2 separate regions of the Mus musculus genome follow, and region 1 is linked to region 2. Evidence: chromatin loops called from intact Hi-C (ENCODE). Cell type or tissue: heart. All regions are shown on one strand. Each heading gives the region's core, and the rest is flanking DNA. Links, peaks and the distances in the headings are about the cores only.

Region 1 (8,328 bases), core at 329-8,328, 520 kb before region 2:
AAAGGTCCAGTTCTCATCAGTTTGTCCTTTTCCTGCAGCTACAGAGAATTTGAAATTTTTTTTTGGTTATGTGTGTAACAGCCCTACTGACAGGCTGCCTGGGTTCAGATCTTAGCCCTACCATATTCTGTGGTAATAGTACATGAAACCATGATGAGGAATGAATATTCACCCACGAGAATAAGTAAGCATGGTAAGGAACCAATGCCTTTTCACGAATGTAATGCCCTTGTCAGAAGCAAGAGTGATAGAGTCAACAGAAAGCAAGATAATGAGTAAAACACACACACATAATTAGAGAGGAAACTCACTTTCTTGAGCTTATCTGAATCTCAGGACCTAAGGATAGGCTTACATCTGTTGTTATACTAACCCAACAGTTTCTGTCCCCCTCCCCACCCACCCCCAACACACACACACACACAAACTACCGTAAGAAAGGTAAATCAGAAAGCATTAGGATCTATAGTTTGAGTATTTAATGAAATGTGACTGACCCTTTGGGGCTCATTTTTAAGAAAATTTGTCATTCAAAGTGACTATCAGCTATTTGCCATTGATAATTCTGACACCTAATAAAACTACTTCTCTGGAATTGGCAAATTGTAAGAGTGGAGGGAATAATTATCCTCTAGAAGTGTCTCACACTGGCACCATAGCCACAGTGTGTGTGTGTGTGTGTGTGTGTGTGTGTTTCTGAGTTGAAAAATCCAGTACTCATTCCATAGGTTTCTAGCAGTCTTGACACAGTAAGTATGCTTACTAGTGGTCATTAATAGCAAATGAAACATAATAACAAGGAAAAATATAATAATGTGGGGGAAAAAAACACCTCAGCACAGTTAAAAGTCTGCTGCTCATAACTGGCATACCTGGGGGAGAGGGGAGAAAGACAATACTCGAAAATATTTTAAAAAGTCAGTTTTTTAAATGGCTAAAAGTTATCAGCATACACATTTATGAAGCTAACAGATCTCCAAGGAAATTACCTTCAGGCACATCACAATCTAAAGCAAAACCAAGTCTTGAAAACAGACATCAAAGCCACATAGTATGGGAGCTGGAGGGATTGCTCAGTGATATAGAGCACTTTCCCTTTTGCAGAAGACCCAGGTTTGGTTTGCAGAACCCACATCTGGTGGTTCATAACTCCCTGTAACTTTCGTCCCAGAGGTTTCTATGCCTTGTGGCCTCCAAGGATACCTACTTGTATATCCAGGCCCTGCCAAAGTTTGCTTCCTACTGCTATCCTAAACACTATGAACAAAGGCAACTTCGGGGTGGGACAGGTAAAAGTGGATTAATTTGGCTGACCCATCCCAATCATAGTCTATTTTTGAGAGAAGTGGGGGCATAAACTCAAACAGGAGCAGAGCCTGGATCTATGGAGCTATGGAGGAAATCTGCCTACTGCCTTCCACTCTATGGTTTGCCCGCTTGCTTTCATACAACCTAGAACTACTTGCCCAGGGGTGACACCACCTGAAGTGGGCTGAGCCCTCCCACATCAATCATTAATCAAGGGAATGCTCCCACAAACTTAACTACAGGCCAATTCAATGGAAGCACATTCCCAATAGAGGTTCCCTCTCCCCAGATGACCATAACATGTGTCAAGGTAATAACGTCCTAACCAGCACAGACCCACAAATATACACCTAAAGTAAGAAATGCAGTGAAAGTAAAAACACGCAGTATCTTTGGTGAAGGAACAGCAAGGCCAAGGACCAAGTTTTCAGCAGAAATTATAGAGGCCACAAGGTAAGGTATGAACTGACATTACCTAAAAAAAGACATGAATGTGTCAAGCATCTTATAAAACTGATTAAGATGCAGGGCTGGAATGTTAGATGCTGGAGAGTAGTTACCCCAAACTGTTTATCTCTCAAAGAAGCCCTGTATGCCCACCTCTATGTGTGATATGACGCTCTTGTATTGGGTAAACCCTTTGGGAATGTGTAAGCAAGCACCCAGCTTCCACTGGCCCAAAGGCTTAGAATAAATGCAACTGAGGACTACAGCAGGTTCCCCACTCGGCTAGACCCCACCTACCTCGTGCTTCCACCAACACATTGTACAAAGGCCATGGCTTAAGACTTTCTTTTTTTACTACAAACACTTCATGAGATTGTTTCCACACTGGAATGTGGTATTTGTAGGTAACCTACATATATGCTCCCAGGCTACAGTCACTCATATTTAGGTCTGAAATAATCTCCTATTCCCTTTGAGGTGAGAGAGGTGTCTTTGACTTCAACAAAGAATGCACTTTTAAAGTAACAAAAGAAAATCATAGACACTTACAAATCTGTACAAAGTTAGAGTATCCTTCAAAAACTAAAGAAAAACGAAAAGCATTTAAATCCAGAAACTGAATAAATTCTTCTCTGGGATGTTATCAGAAAACCTTTCTTAAAATATAATGTTGGGACTCTGGAGAAAGAAGGAGGTAGACCTTTCCCTCTTCCTCCACTCTCAACTCCAACTGGACATTCTCCTTCTAACTTCTACAGGAGACCACCAGCAGAGGTCCCTCTTTCATCTCTGCCTCCTCTAATGAATTTCAAAGATCTCCTCTGGCTATCTTATCCCAACACCAAACTCCAATATACAACTATAACCAGAGAAGCAAGTAGACTCACTGCAGACATTCATCTAGCCAACCTCTGTCCTAAATCTAATCCCCAGTCTCATCTCTAATGCTGCAGAGACCACCTGCCATGGCCCTCATTGGATCACACAAATCTTTCCATCCAGAACTCTCTCCCTGGACTCATGGCATTATCTGATGCCCTAGCCCCAGCAGGCATTTCCTGGGAACCCACAGACCACTCAAGCCAAGAAAGCAGGTAGGCTGGCTGTGGATCCTGACCCCTCCCTCCGTTCTTCCCAATCCATCCTCCATTTTCATCCCTGAGTTGAAGCCTGTCAGAACCACAAAGAAGCAAAGACTAATCTGTTTTTTTGTCTCCATTTACTATCCTGTCAAAACCACACACACAAAACAAAACAAAGAATAATCTTGTTTTTTTTCCATTTAATACCCTGTTTTTTAATTGAAGTATACCTCCTTTTGATCAATGATGAATAAATTCATCCTTAAAGAAATCTCACAGCTTCCTATGGGAATAAGCATGGGCTATGTTGCAAACTTGTCCACTCCTTGGCTCTTGCGTCTGCCCCCTTCCTCCCCAAGTGGGTCATTTTGAGTGTCATATGTGTATAATCTTGCGTTTCCTTAAGTTTAAAAAAGCATTTGGATGAAGAAAATAAAACAGGAAGTAGTTTGAACATTCTATAGGAACACAGAGACAAGGTGCGAACTCCCGTGGGAAAAAAAAAACCATAAAAGTCTCGCCCTCCTGTTGAGATCGGCAGGAATCACCTGTAGCAATCATCTGAAGCAGAGGTAGCTGGCAGATACTCGTAGGCAGAAATGAACGGCTAAAACAAGGACGATAGACGTCGGACAGAGCTCAAGGATCCAAACTATTTTCCTCCTCTCCAACATCGTAGCTTGTGTTTCTGCATGGCGCTGCAGTGACTGGCCCAATACTACTTAGAGAAAAGTAGCCAAGCACATACAGAACCAACCTGATGAGATCTCTGTCAGATTGCATGTCTCAAACACAATTGTTTAATCTTCAGACGCTGGCTCAAAATTCTCAAAACACAGTTGTGCTTGCCTGACACATTTGTGGGATGTAAGTCATAGATACGACCTGATGATACTCCTGGACAACGAAGAGGAAGGGAAAGACTTGATGTTTTCTCCAGTTGTGTTTTCTTGTTTTGTTTTGTTTCCACATTTCGTTTCTATTATGCAGAACAGCCACTAGAGGTCGCCACGTGTCTCCATTTCCACACACTCGAATTTTCAACCTGAGAAGCCACCAGCTTTTGCATTTCTTTAAATTCGGGGGCGGGGGGGGAGGGGAGGACGCATCAAGGACACCAGAAAGAACCGCAATTCTCTATTAGCTGGTGGTCAGCTCCCGCTCCGCAGCTTAATAAGGGCTGATTTCCAAAGACTTTCGAATCAAAGCTACTCTTCTCCTATGTCCTGAGCCCAAGCCGGTATCTGCCTGGAGTTTGTCTCCGCTGTGGTCGGGCTTCCTGCTTCTGCTCAGCGCTACACACACTCCCTTTATGCTTTCAGGGTGACTGGGGTTTGCCTGGTCTTGTTTTCTAGCGTTTACTTTTGTTATTTGGGGATTGCCTCACGGTCACTGAGCAACAGAGCATTTTAAAGCATTGTAAAGCACGTAACTGCTTTTATAGCCACACGGACACTGCAGTTCAGTTCGAATTCCACTTTCCTGGAAGATTTCTCCCGACTCACGTTTCTTTCATTACTCTTTGAGCTGTCACGAGCTTGACAGCCTTTCAAACCTCAGAGTTCGCAAACATTGTGTAAAGTTTTCAATGCATGCAGTTCGTACACAAGAAGCCACTTTCTTAAGGGATCATAGGGACCCCCGCATTAGAAACACTCCTACTCTCCAAGTCCAGCGCCTGCCCTGACCTCTGCAGTCTCTATGTCCAGTTGAGTGGTCCTTGGTGCTGCCTTGTGGTGCTCACTTCGTTTACATGAAGTAAATTTAACACAGCAGGCAATTCTTTGGAACAAAGATTTTAATTCCACTCTGGTCCTCGCAGTTATGCAGACCTCTAGTTATCTTTATTAACAGACACTAAATAATGTTGCATCATTTAAATGCTAGCCAATGTGTGTCAACGGATAGAGGCCCCGGGAAGGTGGGCCTGAGAGATACCAGGAGGTAGGCAAGGCCTTCCTAAGGCTGACAGACACTCCCAGTATGACCGAGAGCACAGCTGCTGTGACAACATCAGGTGAGTGAATATTTTCAGCTTGATGATATTTTATTCTCGATGACTTATTTAAACTATGAATTGCCCCAATGCTGGTTTTCTTACTTAACTGAACCAATGACTGAGTAGTACATTCAGTTTCAGTCTGGAGGGTGTGTTTAAATAGGATTCAGCTAGGGACAGGAGTGGCACACTGCAGCCCACAACCATTTGTGCCTGAATAGCAGTTCCCCAGTCTAAGAAATGCCTTTGATTCTAACCCTAGATAGCAGTAAACTTGTATCAAGTGTAAGTAATATCGTTACATAAATAACCATGTTACTTCGCTTGGGGCTATGAAGAGACTTATTTCTAAGCTAAGGTTAACTGGTGAAGGTTAGGGTAGACTTATGCCCTTTCTTTTTCAAAACTAGTATAACCAGTTTCTCCTGCTGAGAGGAGACAAGCTGTCAGCATGAAACTGAGGGGTTTCTCTTTGTGGAACTGTTACTACTGTTACTAAGAAAACAACAACAAAAACAACAATAACCACAAAAACCTTTCTAATTGCTCTATGGCTGGGCTGAATCCAAAGTAATATGTTTTTAAAATAAATTAATATAATTTAATTTAATTTATTAAAATAATTTAATTTATTAAAATAATTAAAATTTTAATTTAATATTTTTAAAATTTTAATCGAAATTTAAATTTTAAAAATTATTAAGATAAATTGATATAATAAAATAAATATAATATAAAATAAAATAAATATAATATAATATAAAATAAAATATTTTAAAGTAGCCTTACTTTTGGCCTCCTGAGGATATTTTAAGCCATGTTCTCTCAAACACAGTGAGTGACTCTGTGTTAGAAACACATAGCCCAGGCGAGGGGGGGGGGAGCATATTTCATCCATGGCACAGCTACGGCCTGAGTCAGGGTGGACAGCAGAGAAGTGCTGAGCTCTCTGTAGGACACTGGGTGAGATTCAGTCTCCCTGGCAGAGGGTATGAGGCAAGCGTTAGGAACACGGGCACAATGTGGGGCCTAGTAAACACAGAAGTGGATGATCACAGTCAGCTATTGGATGGGTCACACGGCCCCCAGTGGAGGAGCTAGAGAAATTACCCAAGGAGCTAAAGGGAACTGCAACCCTATAGGTGGAACAACAATATGAACTAACCAGTACCCGGGAGCTCTTGTCTTTAGCTGCATATGTATCAAAAGATGGCCTAGTCGGCCATCACTGCAAAGAGAGGCCCATTGGACTTGCAAACTTTATATGCCCCAGTACAGGGGAACGCCAGGGCCAAAAAGGGGGAGTGGGTGGGTAGGGGATTGGGGGGGTGGGTATGGGGGACCTTTGGGATAGCATTGAAAATGTAAACGAGGAAAATACCTAATTAAAAAAAGAAGAAGAAAAAAAGAGATTGCTAAAAAAAAAAAAAAGGAACACGGGCACAAGAAACAGAAGTGAATTCAAATCTAAGTCTGGTATACCTGAGGCAAATCATTGGCCCTATCTTGGCCTCATCTATAAAATGCAGGCAATGCTGATACTGATCTCGTAATAACCGCATAAGGGCTGAGCTAAGTACCATTAAAATAGGTGCTCGCTATGGTAGCCATGACTAGCCATAGTAGTACACCATGATGTCTCTGTATCATGTGAGGTCCCTGGCTGCCTTTGTATTTCAGTCCACCCGACTAGAGCTGTGATCAGCAGAACATGTGGATATCAGGTATCTTTGGGTGCTCATTTCACACCCTTTCAATATATAGCCACGGATAGAATGACTGACTGTGTAATATGTTTGGGGTCTCCACAATGTTGCGACAGTGACTTCTTTATAAAGTTTACTTTTATTCCACATCCTCAGAACTTTTTTTCTTTTTTTAAAGAATACCTGTTGCAGCTGGGGAGCATGCTGTGATCCCAGCACTCAGAGGCAGAGGCAGGAGGATCTCTGTGTGTCTGGTCTACATAGCATGACCTGTGTCAAAGCAAAAAGTTAGCGAGATAGCTTTATAACTCAGAGTCCTTGTTCTCTTGCTGAGGCCCTGAGTTCTGTTCCCAGATCCTCCAGAGCAGCTTACAACCATTGCAGCTCCAGTCTTAAGGTGTCTGATGCCTCTTTGGGACTCCACCAGCATTGTGACCTTCTGCCAGACAAATAGTTGACTAATCTTATGCCACTCTGCAGGCTGTGGGAAGCATATTTAGAATAACTTTCCTGATTTTTCTTTACAGGTCATTCTCTTACAACCACCTTCCATATACCTTCAAGTCAACATTACCAAGAAGAGCATTCACCATCATTGTCAGGATCAGGTAGGAGCTATAAAACATAGGTGCATATTACACATTTCCATAGTGAGGAGCACTTGTTGCTCTTGAAAACTAGCGTTTCCAGAACCCACATAGCAGCTCACAGCTGTCTGTAACTCTAGCTCTAGAGGATCTCCTGCCACTGCTGCCTCCCACAGGCACCAGGTACATAAAGGGGTACACACACACACACAGAAGCAAACACTCATCCCCATAAAATAAAAATCAATAAATGTGTTTTTAAAAAGTAACCATCGTAACTGGAGGTGAGATGGCAGTCCCCTGTGGGCTGTGGGAAGCATTTTATCTAACTTCTCTCTTTTCTGTACAGATTCTCTTCTTCAAATAACCACTCCTGTGGTGGCTTCAACTGTAGGTAACCCAAATCAGCATTCAGCAACAATGTCAACACCAGGTAGGTTCTGCATTTTTGCATAATAGGTTTGTAGCCATTAGTATTTTATCTGAATCCCTAGTAAGATGTATATGCAATGTCTTCTGGGGTTAATGAACTGACATTAAAAAAAACAAATCAAACAGACACTCCAATGGTTGTCTCTGGGGGTAGGTTCCTGAATCTCTTGTCCCTGAGGATTTTTCCTAAGCAGAAATTTTTCTGCAAAGAGAATCAGTCACATTGTACACTGAAGAAACATTTAAAAGATTTAGAAAATCAAAATGAACGAACACAACCGCTGTGTCTTAGGAAGCCTATCCCGAGCAGAGCTTGCATTACAGTGGAGAAGACACATGACGATGCTCACTGTGCTGTGGTCGTTAGAATCAGCTTAGAGGTTCCTGGTGAAGCAGCAGAGGACAGAGCAAGGAGTCACAGTGGTCATGTCAGGCAGGGCTTGGTGGCACTCTCTCCTTTTAGTGTTTCAGTGAGTTTGTCTCTACTGTGAGGTAGATATTCATCCTCACACCTTCTGTTAACTAAAAGTATCAAAAATGGCTGTAATAAAACCTCAGGCCACCCCTCTGCTTGAACCATAACATAATGAGGTGGTGTTTGGGCCAATGCCTAATTCGTAGCCGTGAATGTCCCTCGCCCCAAGTATTACCTAGCTTCCCCCCCCCCCCCCGTTTCCTTGCCCCATGGGCACCTCAGCAAAGGTCTGTGAGAGGAGATCTAGCCCTTATCTCCTACTCAGACATGTCCTGAGATGTTTTAGATCAGG
Region 2 (8,276 bases), core at 1-8,000:
CACCCCCCCCACGGAAGAAGGCTACAGGAAACAGTAAGGAATAGATTGTCTAGAAAAACAACCCGCCCACACAACTTCAAATGAGACTATAGGAAGGTTGAGTCATTCTAATTAATCTGGAGAAACCACAAATTTACTTTTAGATTTTAGTTTTAGAAATTTCTCAAAGTTTTTCACTATCCAAAAACCCAGACTATGTCCTGGTATGTAAACATCAAAGTACCTGCAGAGAGCTTGGGTCATACTCGCATCTTTTACATTTGGGTCGGTGGTTAGGCTCCTGATGAGGACTGTGATCATCTGCAGAGGAATATGCTGCACCAGGCTTGCCAAGGCAACCGAGGGCTCAAAGGATGCATCTAGTTGTTAAGTTAAAAAGACAGACAAATATGGCATGGAGATTAAAAGTGAAGTACTAGTGCAAGGGAGAAAGGAAACACACACACACACACACACACACACACTAAAGGTGCTCTAGGAAGTTATGTTATACATCATGGGTAGACTCTAAATCGAAAGTTAAACCATAAAAGAGAGGTTAAGAGGAAATAGCAATAATCACTCATTCTATAGCCACATCACTAAATTAGAAAAACTATTGTTAAGTTTTTTCAATAAGCTACTTTGTTGTTAATAGTACATTTATGGGTTTAGATAATACTTTAGAAAGCAGTAATCGGGGGTGGGTAAGAACCAGTCACATATTCTAATTTCCATGTCAGAGGCTCATATTATAGTAGTCATTACACTGCTGTGATACTTGAAAAAAATTTTAAGAGTAGAAATTAAGGCGAAGGGGGCTGGCTTTGCTTATATAAAATGTAAGGCATCAAGATGGTCTGCTTCAGTAGGCCAGTGAAAGACTTGGAAAAAACTTGTAACAGCTATGACAAACTACAAGTACGATGGCAGGAAGGGGAAGCAAATGCCCCTGGTATCTATTAAACACATCAGACTATGGGAGCCTTTAAAGCTCAACCCTCATTTCTGGCCAGGGTAAAAAGGGGCAGCTCCACTAAGTTCAGTCTCACTCTGGCTGTGAACCTATTGTTTCACAACTGCCAGACTCTAAAGCACCTTCAAGTACAGGCACAGACAAGGTTCTAGGTGAGGTTTTCTAAGACCTTTCCCTAGTTTTTGAGGATGCAGTTCATGATAAAGACAAGACAGATTACTTACTACCTAAGCTGTCACACTTGTCTTCATGCTCCCTGGATCTCCTGTCACATACACTGTCGTGAAGTGAAATGCTGACATTTAAAAAACACTACATGGTATACCGGGACAATAATAGATTGTGCGCGACTCATGAATTAAAAAAAAATGAGACCACCAGAAAACAGGAAAAAAAAAAACCCAACAAGATACCCTTCAATAAGATGATAGGTTACACACAGTAATAATAACTCCCTGCGGCAAGCATCATATATGACCATTAGTCAGTAATGACTAGAAGCTTTTCATCCTGGCTGTCAGCCTGTAAGAATTCCAAAACTGGAGCAGAGGTGGTGTAATTAAATGACTTGTTCAGTGACAAAGGTCTTTGGACTTAGGCATCCTCAATGTTTTGGCTCCAGCGTACCATTCTGAACAAGGCAGTGAAGAGGAGTAACATTTTGCATAAGGGTATTTAGTTTTGCTCTCCATCAAGAACGTCTCTTACTGGAGGAGTTACTCTAATAAAATAGGCTACCTGGCCTCTTTCAGTACCCCCAAAGAGAATGCTTCCGGGGGGGAAAAAAGCGCACTGTGTTGATGAGACACACGTGTTGAATTTCCAAGACACACTTTTCTGAAATAATGACCCTTACCTGTGGAAGAGATGCTTGCAAAAACTTCTTGCAGAGAAGGTAGCAGCGTGGAGGGCTCAGCCTTCCAAATATTCTGTAGTAAGGTACTCACTTTCGTTACCTGGGAGACATACTCCCGTAGTTCCTTCTCCTGAGTGGACACGCACTGGAAATGACCTATCGTTCGAACCAGCTGTTGACAGAAGGTAACTGACAGTTTCCCTTTGGGGACGCACTGCACGAAATCGGTCAGGAGGTCGCTCAGCCGGGCACAGAGCACTGGCTCCGGCCTCTCGCAAACCATTCGCAGGACCTCCACCTGGAGCAGGCTGAAGAGATCCAGCACCGACGGGCAGCTCATAATCAGCTTCAGGCCGTTGTGAATGTAGTCCAGGATGGCGACGTCCTTCCTGTCCACTGAGTGGTAGCCCTGCTGAAGGAGGCCCAACACGAAAGTCTTGTTGAAGAAGGACTCGAACTCCGGCCGGTGGTACCGCGCGTAGGCCTCCAGCACCTGGTGGCCCACTTGTCGCTGGAAAGGGTCCTGGCCCTCCAGGATGAGGCGGGTCGTCAGGTCAAACATGGCCTCGCACTGCGCCTCGTCGAGCCAATGCTCCGCGAACTCCACCACCTTCCGCACAATCATCCGCTTGAGGGGCAGCGGGTGCGAGGAGCTCACCAGGCCTTCCAGAATCTTGTCCATCGTCGCCACTCTGCAAGGCCAGGCCCTGGGGATAAAGAGCTGGCAGCGGCAGCCCCGGGGGGCAGCAAAGCGCCCCGGCGGGGAGGAACTTGGAGCCAACCAGCAGCAGGACCGGCCACCGCCACCGCCGCCTCAGCAGCCACATTTATCGAGTGGGAAGGCCCATCCGAGCCGGGACGGGAGCGAGCGATTCTGGGACGCCGAAAGGCTGCGGGTCCCCGCGGTCCGCCTCAGGGGCCGGAGGTCCGCATAAGGCTGCCTCGCTGGGCCCGCGACCTCTCCCAGCCTCCGGGCGCAGGGACCCTCCAGGCTGAGCTGGAAGGTGAGGAGCGCCTTCGTGTCCCGGGTCAGTGCGGAGCCCCGGCTCCCGCGGGTGGGCAGTTAAAAGTCGCCCTGGGTTGAGTCAGGAGGCACTGTCAATGCGAGTACCTCGATCTGCCAAGGAGAGGAGCCGGAGGCGCGGAACACCCTGAACCCGGAAGCAGAAATACTGGCGAATAGGAAGTGAAGCTCCGAGGTACAGCGGATAGGTCCGCCCTCGCCCCGCCCACTTTTTTCCGGTCCTTTCCCGGCTACGTTCGACCCATTTCCTGCTGGCCCCGCCCCTCCCCCTTCTCCATGTAGCTCCTCCCCCGATAGGCCGCGCCCCCTTCCCTGGCGCGCAGGCGCAGAGGCACGGAGTGAGTCACGCGGCCACTCTCACGTCACTGGAGACTGTGTGGTACGTCACTGGCGGACTTCCGGAGGCGCTGCTCAGGGAGCCTACTCTGAGCTCTGAGGTTCTTGTCGCCGGACGTGGATTCCGTCAGTGGTGAGGGTTAGAAACTCAGAGACCACTCAGCGCGAGCGAACCGAGAGTCTATACTGAGCCGCCGGCGACTGCCGGGGGGAAACCCTTCTCTCAGAGCAGCCGGAAGAACGCACTGTGCAGGGAGCTGTAAAAGGCAGAGAACACGGAAACACTACTTCCTTGTTTGCCGTTGGCAGGGAAATAAAGTAAGCAAGCAGCTTACTAGAAGCCCAAAACGTGCAGTTGCCTGAGGCATTTCCCCGAGTTTCTAGGACAGAGTTGGGGTACAGGACTTTTCACTTTCATCAGGGAATGATGGTGTCAGTTTCCGGGTAAACCAAAGATGGCTCCACCTGAGACAAAATGGAGGAACTTTTACTATGTCATAGTCTGAGACATGTTGCTTATGAAGACAATTCGAGGAAGTGCTATTAATTGTTTAAAATCTTGTGTCTGAGAAAATTTTGGAAACGCGAGAAGAGCACTAGTTGAGGAATGGAGGAAAGTATAAGAAAACAAACAAACAAACAAACCAAGCTTTGGGGGAAATCTTTCTAAAGACCTTGTTAGGCCCAGACATACTCCAATGCCTTAAATGGCTGGGTTTTTCCTCTGAAACAATTGCTAATGTAGAGAGAGTACTGGTGGCTCATATATTTAGTGGTGATTCAAAACAAGGTTGTTGTAAGAATAGATTTTTTAGCGGGTGGTGGTGGTGCTCGCTTTTAATCCCAGCACTTGGGAGGCAGAGGCAAGTGGATTTCTGAGTTCGAGGCCAGCCTGGTCTACAGAGTGAGTTCCAGGACAGCCAGGGCTACACAGAGAAACCATGTCTGGAAAAAATAAAAAATAGTGAGCTTTTGTATTCAGTGTTCAGTGTATAAGCAAGATCCTTCTCAGCTAAATTTAGACCCAGGCATAGTGGCATACACCTTTAATCCATGGAGATAAGGCCAAGCAGATCTCTGAGTTCAAGGCCAGCCTGGGACAAGCAGGTTCTAGGTGAAGAGCTTAACTCCAGGCCTGGTGGTACATGCCTTTAGTTCCAGCATTACAAGAGACAGCCATGTAGGTCTCTGAGTTCATTTCAGGAAACCCAAACTTAGGCAGAGAGGGAGTTAGAAAACAGAAAGCTGATAATAGAACATGGTGGAGGTGGGAGGACACATTCCAGCTTCAGCAAGCAGCAGAACTTGGCAGCTTTGGCCATGTGGCTCTGGCTTTAAAGAAGGGATTACTGGGACAATTGATGCTGGTAGCTGGAGCTAAGAAATTAGTGGTGATTACGAAGAGACCAGCGTCACTGAAGTGAAATCTTCTGGGAAGTGTTTTCTGAGAGCACAAAGAAACTGTGTTCCAGAGATAGCCAAGGCTAGATCTCGAGCTGCAGCTCTACGTGGTAATGTGTAAGGGTCACCCAGGTGGTTTTGAAGGCGTGAAGTGATCAGAAAGAGCAGCTGAGGCTTAGCACTGTGCAAGGCCATGGATGGCCATTGGTGAAGGTGCCACCCCAGTTGTAGTTGATGGCCCAGAACTGAGTCATGCAAAGAAGTTGAACCATGAAGAGAACCTATGAGAGGCTATTGGTGAAGCCTAGCTGCAGCAGAAGACCCCAGTGTGTTGTAGATGCTAGTATCATAGGATGATTGCCAAGAACAGCAGTAGCAGTGAAATACATCAACCTGAGTTTAGAGTGCTACAGAGGGCAGAACTGGAGAAGTGATGGCAGCCCTTTGGAAGAGCCCAGAAGAAATGAGAACTTATAGTAAAACAAAAATAATCATACACAGATGTTTACAGGAGGTTTATGTGTAATAGTCAACAATAATGGTAATCAATGGAATGGTTAAATTGGATGAATAAACTGGTTCATTGAAAACATCAACAAGAAAATGCAACAGGCTTGATAGGCATACCCACTTACCAGATCTCAGGGGCATTATTCCAAGTTAAAAGAGGCAACCTCCAATGGCATACTCCTAAAGTTCCTTTATATAGTATTGTCAAAAATAAAATTTTTAGAGATGAAAGATGTGATTATAAGGGTTTATTTAGGATGGTAGAGAAGAGTGGGTATAAGTATGAAGGAGTAGATTGATTCATTGTGATGGGCAGGTTCTCCACCTTGATAAAATGGCATATAACTATAATATACATACATATATACATACATACATACATACATACATACATACATACATACATACATACATCACACCGATGTCAGCTTCCTGAATTTTATATTGTGCTATATGTAGGTAGTGTGTGAAGTGAAAATTATGGTTTCTTCGGAAAGTCAGTTGTGTCAGATGGTGTTTTGCTGGGTCAAACATGTAACCTCCCTCAACCTTGAAGCAGGCTGATCCAGACTTTGACCTTGCTGCCACTAAGAAGGAGATTACCTAGGGTTGAGCCTTCTGACCTTGATGGCTCTATTTGCTCTTCTCCAAGACTCTGCTTCCTGCTGAAAGGTCCTGGAGACGTTCCGGAGACACACCCTGTAGATCGCCTACGGGCTGGCTCCAGGCACCAAGAATGGGCTGGTGGGGGATGGGCTTACCCTCTTTATAAGCACGGACTCTCAGTAAACTTCGGGGGGCCTTGAACAGAAACATGTCTTGGTCTCCATTATTTCTCTGGTCATTCTCTCCCATACAGCTCAGACCTCCCACTCAGGAACCCAGTTAGTGTGGCCGCAGGCTACAGGCGGCCTACACAAACATGGAGTGTTTTTCTGAAGCAGACACAGGATGCTTTGCTAAAGCAAGCACATGAAAAGGGTGTGTGATGAAGGATTTTTCACTAATGGCACACATGTATTGGTGCCTTATATTGCATAGCTGAGCTTCATTTGTCGTGATTCCATAGAGAGAAATGAACAAAAAAACTTCTGATAGTGTTCTGGCGGCTTCTTGCCACTTCCACGGACTTGATAGAGTGATGTCAGGTGAGACAGACTCACATGCTGAGGCAAAACATGGTGAGACAAGATCCATGGAGGACACATGTTTGGAGGGAGAATTAAATGGACTTAACAGACAGTGACCCGAGGCTCAAAAGCTCTACAATGCATTTTGGTCTCAAGTCTTTTGCTGAGGGAGGTATGGCAAAGAACTTCTCCTGACCTAATTGCTCCTGCTGACTGGTGCTGATTTGGTGGAGGCCTGGCTCTTTCTGCTAAGTTGTGCCACCACTGCTGACACTACTCAACTGGATTGCTGGTATTTCTGTTAAGTGTTTGTGAGTGGATTGAGCTGCTGACTCCTCTGAACTGAACTGCTGATTTCTTGACAGTGCAGATGGGATTTGCTCCAAAGAGCAATTTCTAAATGATACACTTCTATGTCTTAATAACCTTTCTTTTATATTACCTCCAGTGGGTGGTGAGCTAGAAGGAAGGTTAAAGGATTTAAGAGCCATTATTAAAATTAGGGTTGAGAAATACTGAAATTACAGATGTGTAACACTGGGGGAACTGGAATGAAGGGTTAAAGGGATCTCCCTATTTGTAACTCTGTAATCCTCTTAAAAATTGAGACAAATGACCTCTCACTCTCATATCTAATCTTAGTAGGTAAGCAGCCAGAGCTTATGGTTAGGTGATCCTGCTGCACTCTCTATTATTTTCTAAGGGGAAAAAAAAAACCCAGCCTGTAATATATAGAAATGGTGATGCTGGAGCTTCCCAAATCATTCTTCAAGAGCAAATGTAGACAAGACTGTGCTTACATTCCCCACTGATGGACTGAAATTTCCCCCTTATCTACTTATTTCTACTCATCATTAAAGTAAAAAAGAGCTAAGAGTTCTTTGTAATAAAGATTCTCAAGTGTCTGGGCCTTACTCCCTGTAATATGGAATTTCTGATTGTAAGGAACATGTTGTAGGTTACTTGAGATACCATGATAATGTACCACAGGCTGGGAGGCTTAAACAACTGAAATGCCTTCTTCCCCAACTCTGGGTGCTGGATGTTTAAAATCAGGTTGCAGCAGACCATTTTCTGTTTTCACCTTGCTATGTCTTCATGTGGACATTCTTCTTTGTTTGCAAGGAGAAAGAAAATTTTCTGCTGTATCTTTCCCACTCCACTTCTTTCTTTCTTGTCTTATAAAAATAGAACAAGGATTATGTGGGGAGAGTATGGGATCCAGAGAGAGATGAGAGGTGAGATCAGGAAAGGATATTGAGAGGGAGAATAAAAACAAATATCACGTTATTTCTTAGCGTGTGGAAAGTAGATTATATATATATATATACACATGTATATATACATGTATATATATCACATATATAGTTCACATATATATGTATATACACGTGTGTGTGTGTGTGTGAAAGCAGCAGTGCAACTAACTGTGGGAAGGAAGAGGACTATGGGAAGGAGGAGGGCCAAGAGAGAGCATGGGGGTTAAATATGAGTGCGTGTATTTTCATGTATATATGAAAATATCATGATGAAACCCATTCTATATGCTAAATAAAATTAATTTAAAAGGCTTAGTAAAATAAATAATAATGACAAATCCAAAAGCACACCAGTTTTACTAGATTAACTGCTACCTTTAATTATATTTTAAAGGCTTTATCTCCAAATATGATCACACGGAGAGTAGAAGCTCAACATACAGATTTGGGAGTTAGCTTTTGGTGGGCAAAATGTAGTCCATAATGGAAATCAGTTTTCCCAACTGTGTGGCCTAACTTTGCTCATATCTGAAAAAGAACCAATTTTTAAATCAGATCAATGTATCATCGGTGATATTACATTTTAAGTTGTGGTAGAGCTCAGAAATCTGAAAATTTAGTACTCTTGATGCTAACTCATAAGCAGGCCTGAGTACATTAATTTAAGGATCTTCTTGGACTATATTATAGATCAGAAAAAAGTACAACAGGTTAAATCAATTATTGATATAGCTACAGGTTTTATACTCCTTGGTGTATAACTGCAATTAAGTAGTGTGTGTGTGTGTGTGTGTGTGTAATAGTA

What was found. Hi-C counts contacts between places; a loop is a spot of excess contacts. Peaks named below come from ENCODE experiments on the same cell type or tissue, not always from the same donor. Only the 100,000 strongest peaks of a DNase experiment are listed, where the experiment ranks them.
Region 1: a loop joins it to region 2, with 6 times the contacts of the local background. A loop is called at or near these places in 1 of 42 quality-filtered maps.

What each region holds. Positions count from the first base shown.
Region 1 is chr8:80,489,234-80,497,561 of GRCm38, forward strand. It overlaps Gypa (glycophorin A), which reads left to right and starts at 4,812. Exons shown (of 8, transcript NM_010369.3): 1 at 4,812-4,854; 2 at 7,070-7,150; 3 at 7,479-7,562. The coding sequence starts at 4,821. RefSeq lists a cis regulatory region at 4,534-4,716. In heart, for the core only: CTCF peaks have their summits at 2,515 (motif pointing right), 3,829 (motif pointing right) and 4,028; no DNase peak of the experiment used is centred there; H3K4me3 peaks cover 2,250 bases; H3K27ac peaks cover 2,685 bases.
Region 2 is chr8:81,011,944-81,020,219 of GRCm38, forward strand. It overlaps Usp38 (ubiquitin specific peptidase 38), which reads right to left and starts at 2,963. Exons shown (of 10, transcript NM_027554.2): 1 at 1,812-2,963; 2 at 224-359. The coding sequence starts at 2,493. In heart, for the core only: no CTCF peak of the experiment used is centred there; DNase peaks (open chromatin) are centred at 1,998 and 3,108; H3K4me3 peaks cover 3,853 bases; H3K27ac peaks cover 2,043 bases.